2 separate regions of the Homo sapiens genome follow, and region 1 is linked to region 2. A link is an interaction called in ENCODE POLR2A ChIA-PET data of the cell type or tissue named here. Cell type or tissue: MCF 10A. All regions are shown on one strand. Links, peaks and the distances in the headings refer to the core of each region. The heading gives the core; the rest is flanking DNA. Region 1 holds the start of LOC124902790 (a long non-coding RNA gene). Region 2 has its middle 110 kb from the start of MIR6090.

Evidence for each region. ChIA-PET counts read pairs that join two places held together with the same protein. Peaks named below come from ENCODE experiments on the same cell type or tissue, not always from the same donor. Only the 100,000 strongest peaks of a DNase experiment are listed, where the experiment ranks them.
Region 1: POLR2A ChIA-PET joins it to region 2 with 5 read pairs; 4 of 35 experiments call an interaction of 5 or more read pairs at or near these places.

The regions. Positions count from the first base shown.
Region 1 is chr11:128,529,333-128,534,716 of GRCh38, reverse strand. All of the region lies in intron 3 of ETS1 (ETS proto-oncogene 1, transcription factor), which reads left to right. It overlaps ETS1-AS1 (ETS1 antisense RNA 1), which reads right to left. Exons shown (of 4, transcript NR_120581.1): 4 at 4,334-4,579. It overlaps LOC124902790 (a long non-coding RNA gene), which reads right to left and starts at 4,328. Exons shown (of 3, transcript XR_007062949.1): 1 at 4,243-4,328; 2 at 3,791-3,881; 3 at 1,667-1,754. RefSeq lists enhancers at 809-1,310, 1,480-2,177, 2,178-2,875. In MCF 10A, for the core only: no CTCF peak of the experiment used is centred there; DNase peaks (open chromatin) are centred at 2,306 and 4,446.
Region 2 is chr11:128,407,573-128,412,956 of GRCh38, reverse strand. No RefSeq gene overlaps it. Among named protein-coding and RNA genes, the nearest start is that of MIR6090, 110 kb to the left of the region's middle. In MCF 10A, for the core only: no CTCF peak of the experiment used is centred there; DNase peaks (open chromatin) are centred at 3,256 and 4,726.

The sequences.
Region 1 (5,384 bases), core at 192-5,191, 120 kb before region 2:
CATTCTCCTCAGCAAACTAACACAGGAACAGAAAACCAAACACTGTCTGTTCTTACTTATCAGTGGGAGTTGAACAATGAGAACACGTGGACACAGGGAGAGGAACAACACACACTGGGGCCTGTTGGAGGGGTACGGGGAAAGAGAAAATCAGGATAAATAGCTAATATGTGCAGGGCTTAATACCTAGGTGATGGGCTGACAGGTGCAGCAAACCACCCATGGCATATGTTTATCTGTGTAACAAACCTGCATGTCTTGCACGTGTATCTGAACCTTAAAATAAAATATTCTTAAAAAAGGAAAAAATTTTCTTGTTTTCATTGCTAATTTTGAGGTCTATGAGCATTTCATGGAAAACTTAAATTGTATATGGGATTTCTTTATAGTCTAGTCATCTACTCATCTGTATGGGACATCCAAGAAGACTGGTGAGTCTTCCTAAAAACACTTGGAAGGAAATTTTTTATGGTCTAAAGATTAAATCAGCTAGAAACCTCAAAGACTAGTTTGAAAAGTTAAGCTCTAGAACTATTAAGCAGAGTTAGAAAATAGCTGGCCTGTTCTCCCTCCATTTTTATCATTTAAAAAATTGTATTTAAAAAGTGCATGTGTAAACATGTGTGCATGTGTAGGAGATCTGACAATTTCAAACAAAGAAAACCATGTCATAAAATAATAACGCCCTTTACTATGCACAAAGACCATCTGTAGCGAAGCTGGAAGTAGGCCTGAATGTACCATCTTAGATCACATTTGGTATAAAGTGGTTATTTTATTCATTCATTTAGTCATTCTTTTACTTACTCATTTCATTTACTCAGTTACTCAGTTATCTATTCTTCCAACACTTATTAAGCATTCACTAAGTCCTTGTGTTTAAACTGGAAATTCAAATTTAAGTAGAATATGATTGCTGTTCTTGAGGGGCTCAGATTATTTTTGGTAACGTAAGCGCCCCATTGGAAACCTATATGTGCTGCTGAGAGCACAGAGTAGGAAGTGCCTGATTTTATCTAGCAAGGCCTTGGAAACCATGGGGGAGGTGATTTACTGCTGAGTCTTGACAGAGGTGCTGGGCAGGTAGAACAGGGCTTTCCAGAAGGGAAAAAAGCCTGTAAAAATGCATAAAAGAGTGAAGAACTAGAGTGTGTTCAAGGGATTGCCACAAGTCCAGGATTGTCAGAGAGCAGGGTCCCTATGTGGGGGAGAAGGTGAGGTGTGGTCAAAAGGTAAAGAGGACCAATTTTGGCCTTTTGGACTGTGCTTGGATTTTATCTGTTTGGCGGTGAGGAGTATCTAAGGGAGTTTAACCTAAAGGGTGGTCTTCTGCATCCTGTTTTTAGAAATCTGGTAGAAATGGCCACCTTGGCTGCATCTTGCCCAGGCTCTCTGACTTTCAGAAAAGTCCTTCTCTGACACTCTCCTGCAATGGCGGCGGCAGCCCTTGTGTATTGCGATGTGGGGAATGCTGGCCAAAGATTTTACACTGTGATGAAAACTTTTGCCTTTCCAAATAATTTATTTTAAAAGCAGTATGAACCTTATCCATTCCTTTAAGGTGGAGGTGACTAGCGTCTGGGCTTTGGATGGATATGGAGCGTGAACAAACTCACCAACATTGATAAGGATGGCTTTTCAAAGGCGACGGCTAATTGGCGATGGGAGCGGGGCTAAGGAGAAGTGGAACATTGGCTTGTCTATCACTAGGCTCTTTGCAGAGGTTTCTGACAGAGGAAAGCTAATCAGGAGACCTGCATGGGGAGAGAGGCGTGTTATTTAATTAGCTTTACAATGGGCTGACTTGAAGGCACGTGGTGGTTTTAATAGAGGGAGATAGATGTCCTTTTTTGCAGGGCTAATTGTTGGGAAAAAGCAGGGTCTTTGTTCAGGCCCAGCATGAGGGCTGTGATCTCTTGGAGCCTAGGGCTGCCCCTGCTAATAATTTTAGACAGAGCTATTCAAGGCTGCTCTGTAAGAGAAAAGAAGAACAAGAACAGTATTGTGTATGCAGGATCACTGCCCAAACCTCCCCAAAGTCACTGGGGAAAAAAAAAAAGGAGAGCAAGAGGACTCAGCCATGTACATTTTGGAGTATGTCCCCATCATTTATTTGCTCTGGTTGTTGGAAAGGGCAAAGTGACACTTCCATCAACTTGGAGCTGAGGTGGGGTGACTTAACTAAACACCCCCAGAAAACCAATTAAGTCTGCTTTCCCAATGATACAGCATTCATCTTGCCAAAATGGAGCGGGCAACTAGCGAGAAGACTATGACTGTTCTCTGCTGCCAGGCTTAATGGCTGGGTGCCAGGCAATGGTAGTGCCAGAATGCAGATTACATAGCTGATGTAAATGGCAAATTCTGTGTTTTTAGAGGGCAGTCCTAAGAGCACCGATGGTTTGACTGGTGGCCCAAGGGGCAATAAGAGAAACCTTTCCCTAAGGTTCTTTTGGGCAACTGGTCAGCATAGGTAGTTAACACCAGGGAGCAGAATACTTTTTCTGAATTCCAGGTGGCAAGTCCAAGCTTGCAGGGAGTGCTATCTAGGTCCAGAATTCTGTAGCTAAAATGTATGTGTATGGCACAATTAGAGATAGATAGAGGTTTAGGTTTATAGCACAAGTTAAACCGTTCATGCCACCACACTCCAGCCTGGGTGATAGAGCGAGACCCTGTCTCAAAAAACAAAATAACAAAAACAACAAGAACTGTTGGCTGGCAGGAAAAGAGACAGCCGAGGAAAATGTAAGATGCAATAACATAGAAAAAGACTTCTGTGAAGTGAGTGCAGTAAGGTGCTGCCTAATGGGTGCTAGTTTGGGAAGTACCTAGGCAGAGTGCTATGGGGGCATATTGAATAGCATGTGGGATTCTTCCCAGATTGAAAGTCAAATGCTGAGGCCAGTTGCTTAAGAAGGTCTTATTTTGTTTAGGTTGCAAAAATCATTGGCTATCAAACGTGCAATCCAGAGAGTGGAGAACCCAATACTGGAAGAAATTCAAGAGGGTACATATTCTCTTTGCTGCTAATTTGTAATGTAGCTGTGAGTATATGATTAGAACTTTCATAATTGTATCTCACATCTATATAGTGGGAATTAATCCCCTTTCATCCAAGAGGGATGGTGTCAAGGATTTGCATGATTTGCATACCTAGACCAAAACTTATCTTTGTCACTATGTCATGATTTTAACAGCGCACATGAAGATAGGACACTGTGTCCTCATTTCTTCATAAGAATACTATATACTACAGTTTGGATTAACATTCATGAAAATTTTATGCTCACTAAATCCGAAGTCACAATTCTGATTTTTAAAATCAATAATAGCAGTGAAGGGTTACTGAGTCTTCATTCTGCATCATGCACAGTGCAAAGCACTTGGCACCCATTCATCTCATCTCATCTCAGTTCAACTCTGTGAACTAGGCACTTTCCGCATCTCCATTCTGTAGATGAAGAAACTGAGGCTTTCTGAGGTCAAAGACTGACATCTGGAGAGCAGCCAAGCTAAAATTCAAACTCTCGTCTATTTACTGCCAAGCTTGTGCTCTTAACCCACTCTACTATGTTGCCTCCCTGGTTATTTTAGAGTTTAAATTTATTCTATAGTGAGGAAACCAAAGCCTGGTAGTTTCTGCTTGGCAAGAAACTGCAGGTTTTTGTATGGACTATTTGGAAACAGGAACACTTATTTGCAATAGCCTTTTTACCTCCACACCTCAGTTCAATTCAATTCAATTCAATTAGACAAATACACTCTGTAGGAGAAAGCATTAGCTCACTAAAAGTGGATGGATATGTAGATGCTGGACCTTTCCTGGATCTGGAATTTTGTTGCCAGCCATCTGGTCTCTCTCAATGCTGTGGAATCCCCTGAAAGAAAAGTTTATAATCTTCTTGATTTTTAGAAATTCTCAACAATTATTCAGAATTTTAAATTCCTGGAAAGGGTTCTCTCTTGGGAATCTGCCATGAGAGCGCTGACTGCCCTTTGTTTTTTCCTCTCACAGTCCATTGCCAGCTTCCCACCCAGCTGCACCTCCTCCCACCCCTCCTGGATGGGTCCCTTGTGGTACTTCCCACCCAAGGCCTTTTTGTGATGAAGTCTTTCAAGATGGTTTCCCAATCTGGGGAGAACACATGTTTCTGATCATTCTGATGAAACACGTTTCCATTAAGAAGCAACTTCTATATGCTTTCTGCTTTCTTCATTCTGCACGTTACCTGTCATTACCTCTCACTGCCAGCCCTGGACTCTTGAAAGTGTTTCACAGGCCTGTCTGATTAAATGGCGCCCTCTTACACGTCACACATGCCCATTTTGCTTCTCTTCTTTTCACCAACTCAACGGAAGAAAGATTTTTATTGTATGGGAGCCAATCCAGATAGATGAGATGTGAGCTGGGTCTGTTCCACCTCATGAGTCATGGGCAGGACCATCCACTACATTCTGACTCCTTCACAGGGCTGATGCAAGATGTGGAGTGAGCACAGCTGGCTGCTTGCAAATTAAAGAAGACTTCATTTCTTTTTGGTCCTTAAGAGCTGAGAATCAAATGTGAGCTGTAACGCTGGAGAAATTGACATGTCCCTTTTTGAGCTTCTTATTCAAATCTGTCAACTTTACATCATTGGCATGCTTGATGCTCAGTAAATTCTAAATATGAATAATTACACTGGACACCCTAAAGTTGTTTTAATGAATTTATGTTCCTGCATATTTATGAAACTCAGATTCTGTGCACCCTTTTCAGGAGAGTACATACCAGAAAAGAGGTTTAAAGCAGCATGGGAACTTAAAAAGTGCTATGCATTTTACTTCCTCTGTTGGTAGAGTTAGCATTGGTGAAGCTAGGATTCATATTAATTCATTATGACACTATAATGCTGCTCATTGAAGGATGCCTAAGGTAAGATAGGCATAGATTCTTGAGTAAAATGTTTGTGGATGACTGCAGTGACATACTCAAAGAATGTTATATTTACTGGCTAAGCAGGCTGTTCTTAGTGTGACACATCAATGTTTTCTTGGGGCTCTTATACGGAACTGGTTCTGGAAGAAGTGATGTAAAATAATGTGTGTTCATGATTCCCCCTCAGAACTCAGGAGAAATCATGAGCCCTCACCAAATCCAATATTTCCTTGGTTTTTAGGCTTTAAGATCAGCTGCCTTTTCTGTTCCAACATCTTGATTACCCATTAGTAGATACAAACAACAAAGTGCAGAGAGCAATACTCTACTTCGACAAAAGTGGTTAGGGCTGCTTTCTATATTTCTGTGCCACCTGCTAGATTGTAGCAGCTCCATTTGATCCTCCCTGTCCTTTTCATTCCCATCTTCACTCTCAGCCCATCCCCATGTCCCCCCATTTCTA
Region 2 (5,384 bases), core at 315-5,314:
TTACAGGCATTTAAGTAAAATAAGTAAAATAGGTATTAAATTGGTTAATGTTCTACAGGGGAATAAAACTATAACCTTTTGGATTATCTTCTCTACTGGACTGAAATATGCAAGTTAACCTGAAACTTTACAATGTCTGCACTCTAATAAAATTATAAAAGGAATGACAAACATAAGCAAATTCCCCAGGAAAATGAAAGAATCCTTGGGTGGGCCTATTAAGCAATGCTCCAGCATGATATCGAAAGGAAACACCACCCACCCTTCTTTGATTTTTTCCCCCTATTTTTGGATAATTTTTCTTAATACTTTATTGCTCTTCTTGTTCTGTTTGTGTGAGTGAAACATGTTTGTTTCTTTGTTCTCAAACTACTCCATTCTTAGATTTCTCTGAGCAGCCTTGATTCCTAGACAGCAAGTATTTTAGGATTTAAATTTTGCCTCTGGCCTTCAGGTTAATAATAATTTCATCAATTTTTTTTCTCTGTAACATTCTAAGATAATGGTATGTTTAAAATAAGGACCCTCAGTTTTTCTTCTTCGTTTACTAAAACAATCTCCTGCTTTTCCATGGGAAAAACTGTAGCTTGGAACTCTAAAGTCCAAGGCCCTTTTCTAAACTTACGTAATTAACTAAAGCAATTTACTCTGTGGTGACTCTTGGATCTGTGGATAAACCACTTGAATTCAAAGTTATTTCTTCCCTACCTCCTCTCCAGGCTCTAAAAGAGGTTCAAAATAATATCAACAATGAACAAAATTATGGGTACTTAATCAAGGACTAACTATTCTTGGTTTAAAAGTGTAAAGCTAGCATCTCACATATAACAGTGCTCTGTAGCACAAACGCAAAGTAGCTACCTTTGAAGTTTAAAATAGAGAACTCCTTTCTTGACTGAGAAACACAGTTCAAACAGCAAACGACTCTTCTGCGGCACCCCTTCCTGGATATCCCTCGGCTCCTCCCTGTTCTGCCACAGTGCCTAAATGTGTGTAACAGGAAGACTCTTTTCCTTTGATCAGATCCTTGCCAGAAATAACATGGCTTGCACAGGTTTACTAAGCCCCTCACCCCATTTAGTTGGCATTTGCTTAGATTTCTGAATGTTACAAAAAGTTATCATTTGCAAACAAAGTTGCCGTTAACTCTAGTGACTTATAAAAGTCAAAATGCCATATGATTTACTTCTAAAGGCTAAGGCCTTTACAAGTGCACTAGTTAAAAACCAGCCACACAGATATAGGAACCAACCCCGTGACATAGGGTCAAAATCCCACAATACCTAGTTGCTAAAATCTATAGCCTCATGCCTATAATCAAGGCCCCACAGGAAGCCTTGAGGTAAAAATGCCATTTAATTTACCAAATTCCAATCCTTTTCTATTTCTAAATGTTTCCAACCATATGTTGGGCTTCACAAGGAAAATAAGTAGTATCCCATTTTTTTCCTACCTTTGTTTATAACCAGCTAAGGGATAGCCAATGGATTCCACAGGTTGAAGATTAAACAATTGCCTTTATTGCCACTGAAGCTCTTGAAAAATAAGGCTTTACAAAGGTCATGTGGGCTTTCAAGAGATTCTCTACATTGCATGAACACTTCCTCTCCTCATCACCTCCAATCAAAGTTCAGACTTTATAGGAGTTGTGCAGTGGTGGAGTTAGGGTGCATGAAGAGTTTGCCAAGCTACAGAGCCAAGGCATAAGATAAGTTACTCTTCAAGGGAGTGAGGGACTGAAAACACTGTGGGAATGCTCCCTAATAGAGATCTTTCCATAACAGAACAGCAAGTCTAGGCACTGGGAACTAGATTCACTTTTTTCAGATCAGGATCATGGAACAAAAGGCCTGATAGGGGTTGGGATCTCAGAATCTCCCATTCATTCATTCATTAAATTCAGAAATATTTTATTGATATTTCATTATGTGCTCCACATTGTACTAGAAACGAGAGAAATAGTGATATATAAGACTCATAGGATTCCAACTTCCATGGAATTTCCAATCTAGTATGAAAGAGATAGAAATTGAACAAATGCTTACCCTTGTCGTGAATGCCAAAATGTGAGAAGACTCAGGGTGCTCAAAGTGTGCAACGGAGAATTTTTCTTTTAAAAATGAGAGAAAACTCAAGTCAAGCTGCTTTAATCGAAAATAAAAACAAAGAAGAAGAAGAAGAAGAGGAATTTTATAAGTTGAAGCCTTCAGGCTTCCCTGGCAACAGTAATTCCATAGCCATTTATATCTGGTTTCTCTTTCTCCATTTCAAAGCTCTGCGTCTACTGTGTTAATGCCATTTTGAGAGGGTTCCAGCTACAGCGGCATTACAGCTCACATCCCAGCTCCAAGACAGTAGGAAAAAGTGAGATGTTGATTCCAACATCCTCAGAAAAAGTATGATTGTGTAATGAACCCATCTTCATACCAACCACCATTTGGCATAAGCCTGTGCCATGTGGAGCCTCACCAAAATGAGATGTGGTTCAAGAGCGAGGGACAGAGAGTCCCCCAGAAATGAGGGAATATGCTTATTAAGAGAAGATTGAATGGATACATGGGAACATAAGTTGCAGTTGCTCACTAGCAGCGAGTTAGTCTGGAGATGACCGAGGAGTGTCTGTGTGGAAGATACGGTGTCTCTGTAAGTGAAGGATGTGTAGGAGCTGCTTACATTTTAGAGATGGTGAAGAGAATCCCAGGCTGAAGAAACAGTGTGTGTGTGAAGATTGCTGGGGACTGTGGTAGGAAAGAACATCAGGCCACCATTATCAAAAACTGATTAAGAGAGGGAGACGGATAGAAGAGGAGATTGGAGATATAGACAGGTGCCAGGTTATATATCTGGACTTGTAGGTTCTAGTACAGCCTTTATTCTTCATTTAAATCTAGCCAAAAGGATCAAGGGATGGTAGAGAAGGGATTATGTAAAAATAAAAATTGAAGGAAGTTCACCTGGGTGACAATAATATCCACAGAAAATATTCCATTACAATCTCAAGATCTGCCCATTTAAAAAAGTGTCCTTGAATGTAGATCTCTCTACTTCTTGAAATAAAGGGCCATTTAGCTGAGCATTAGAAATTATCCTGCTCACCAGAGATATTTGAGTTAGTGGTAGTGGGAATGGGTATGACTTATGTGTGGAGAAGCAGTGTTATCATCATTCTGGTTTAACATAGCCTCACATATCCTTCATGCAACTTCTCTGTCTCCCAGTGGTTGGAAGGAGGCCAAGATTGAAGCAATAGTATTATAATATCAATGCTAAGGAAAACGGAATGAGTGTGCAATGTCTCAGCACAGATATAATTTCACAAAACATGAGGCGTGAGGGCTGAATCATAAGGTGAGTGTTTGGCTCCATTCTTCCTGGAGATCAAGATATTCCAGAAGACAGAAAAATCTGAAAGAGCAGAAGGGCAACAGAAATATCAGCTGGAAGTTCTCTTCCAATTGCTGCCACCTTCACTTCACCACTCTCTAGATTATTAAGAGATCAAAAGCTACTATGGACGTCAGGGGACAAATCAAGAATGTGTGCTACTGATGCTGCAATGAGAAAGCTAATGGCTAGCAAACGTCTTCATCCTAGCAACATTGAGATGAAATCAAAGCCTCCTTTCTAACAGAAGCAGAAGAATCCGAAAGAAGTGTTACAGAGCCAAGCTGAGAAGATATTAAATCATGGAGTGAATCCTCTTACTACAGGAGGATTAGCAAAAGTGATTTGACAATATTTTTCTAAGCTTTTCTTTTCTGGAACAATGGCAGAAAAAATTAGGAGGGGGATTGCTGAAATTGACAGAATCTGTCATCTTTCAGAAAACTAGGAAGTGACAAATTAAAAAATTGTCTTGTTTGTGCCAGATGTGTACAACTGCTGATTCAGAAATATACAAAGTCTTGGACTAAGAAAAAAAGAGGAAGAATGTATATTAATAGATAGACCTCCATCTTAGGAATAGGGAGATGTTGAATGAAGCCCCTAGCTTCCTGACAATAAAAAGTGTATAAAATATAAGTAGAAGTCTTAAGAACAAAAATGTAGCAAGGCACACTTGAGAGCTTTCTTAGTACTGATCCACACAGAAAAAAAGGTAAAGATGACCCTTGGTCCTTGGGCTTGTGTCTGCAAGGGTCTCCAGTTCAGAATATTTCTAAAAGGGAAATCTAGATGGTCAGTGGGCCAGATTTAGTGTTGTGTGCAAGGAGGGCCTTGCCTTAAAAACAGGAGTCTCTTTGCTTCTTGGGGTAACACTACCCCTCCTCCAACTTGTGAACTAAATACAGGACCTATTCTAGCATCAGGCCAGCTGTTTCAAAGTTGGTTAGTAGAAGAAAAGCTAGAAAAATATTAGGCTGGACTGAAAGGAAATCAGGCTGTGGTGTTTTTAAATTTGGGTTCAATTTCAGAGCTTTAGTATTGAACTCCTTTGGGCAATTTCTATCAGATATATCATTGCTGGACTATGCCTAGTGTCAGAAGAGATTTGTAAACATTCTGTGGGCTGAGCTGAAAAATTGCTGCAAGATTGTTTCAGTCAACCTTTCAAGGATAAATGATTTTTTTCATATTTCTTTTGGGATTCAAAATGCCATGCAAATGACCAATACTAGTCCCTTAATTGTTTGGGGTCAGATGAAATCTGGCAAGGCAGCAATGGGCTTTGGCTTTGCAAACTGATGATTGCACAACTTGAGGAATAGATAACATCTCTGCTCCTAAAGAATGGCTTTCTCAGCATATGGGAACCACAAAAGATTTGAGAAAATCTTGAAGCAAACTGGCTGGTATGAGCCAAATGCCTAGAAATAACACAATGAATCATGGAGAGCTCTCTTTGCTATAAGTAAGGGTGTATACAACAGTACCCATCAGCTAATTATAGCGTTGCTAATCTTTCTTCAACCTCTTCTCAGCCTTGCTCCAAATCTGAAACTTCTGGCCAGTTGCTGGGTCACAGAATAGTAGTTTCTCACCATTCTTTTTGTCTTTCCCTTCTAAATAGATTGAAAGAGACAGGCAGAATGAAGTCTGCAGTTAGTGTGACAGTATGAACTGCTCACATCTGTGTAAGGATATGGGGAGGACACTAGTCACTTGCTAACATGGTTGCTAAGAAATGGAATGGGGAGATGTGAATGAAAGGTTATGGGAGAAGGAAGAATGGCTGGGGTAAGACATGGTGAGAGGGGGCAAGGGCTACGGACAAGCTCAGTCTACTTTGGGGTTCTCGGTAAGGCACAAGATTACCTTTCCTGTCCTGTCCAGGTAGAGGAATTCTTCCCATGGAAATTTTTTTTCACTCTCTTTCTTCTCTCAATTCTTATTAATTATTCATAAATTTCTCAAGATCTGTTCCTTCTGATCCCTTATCTCTC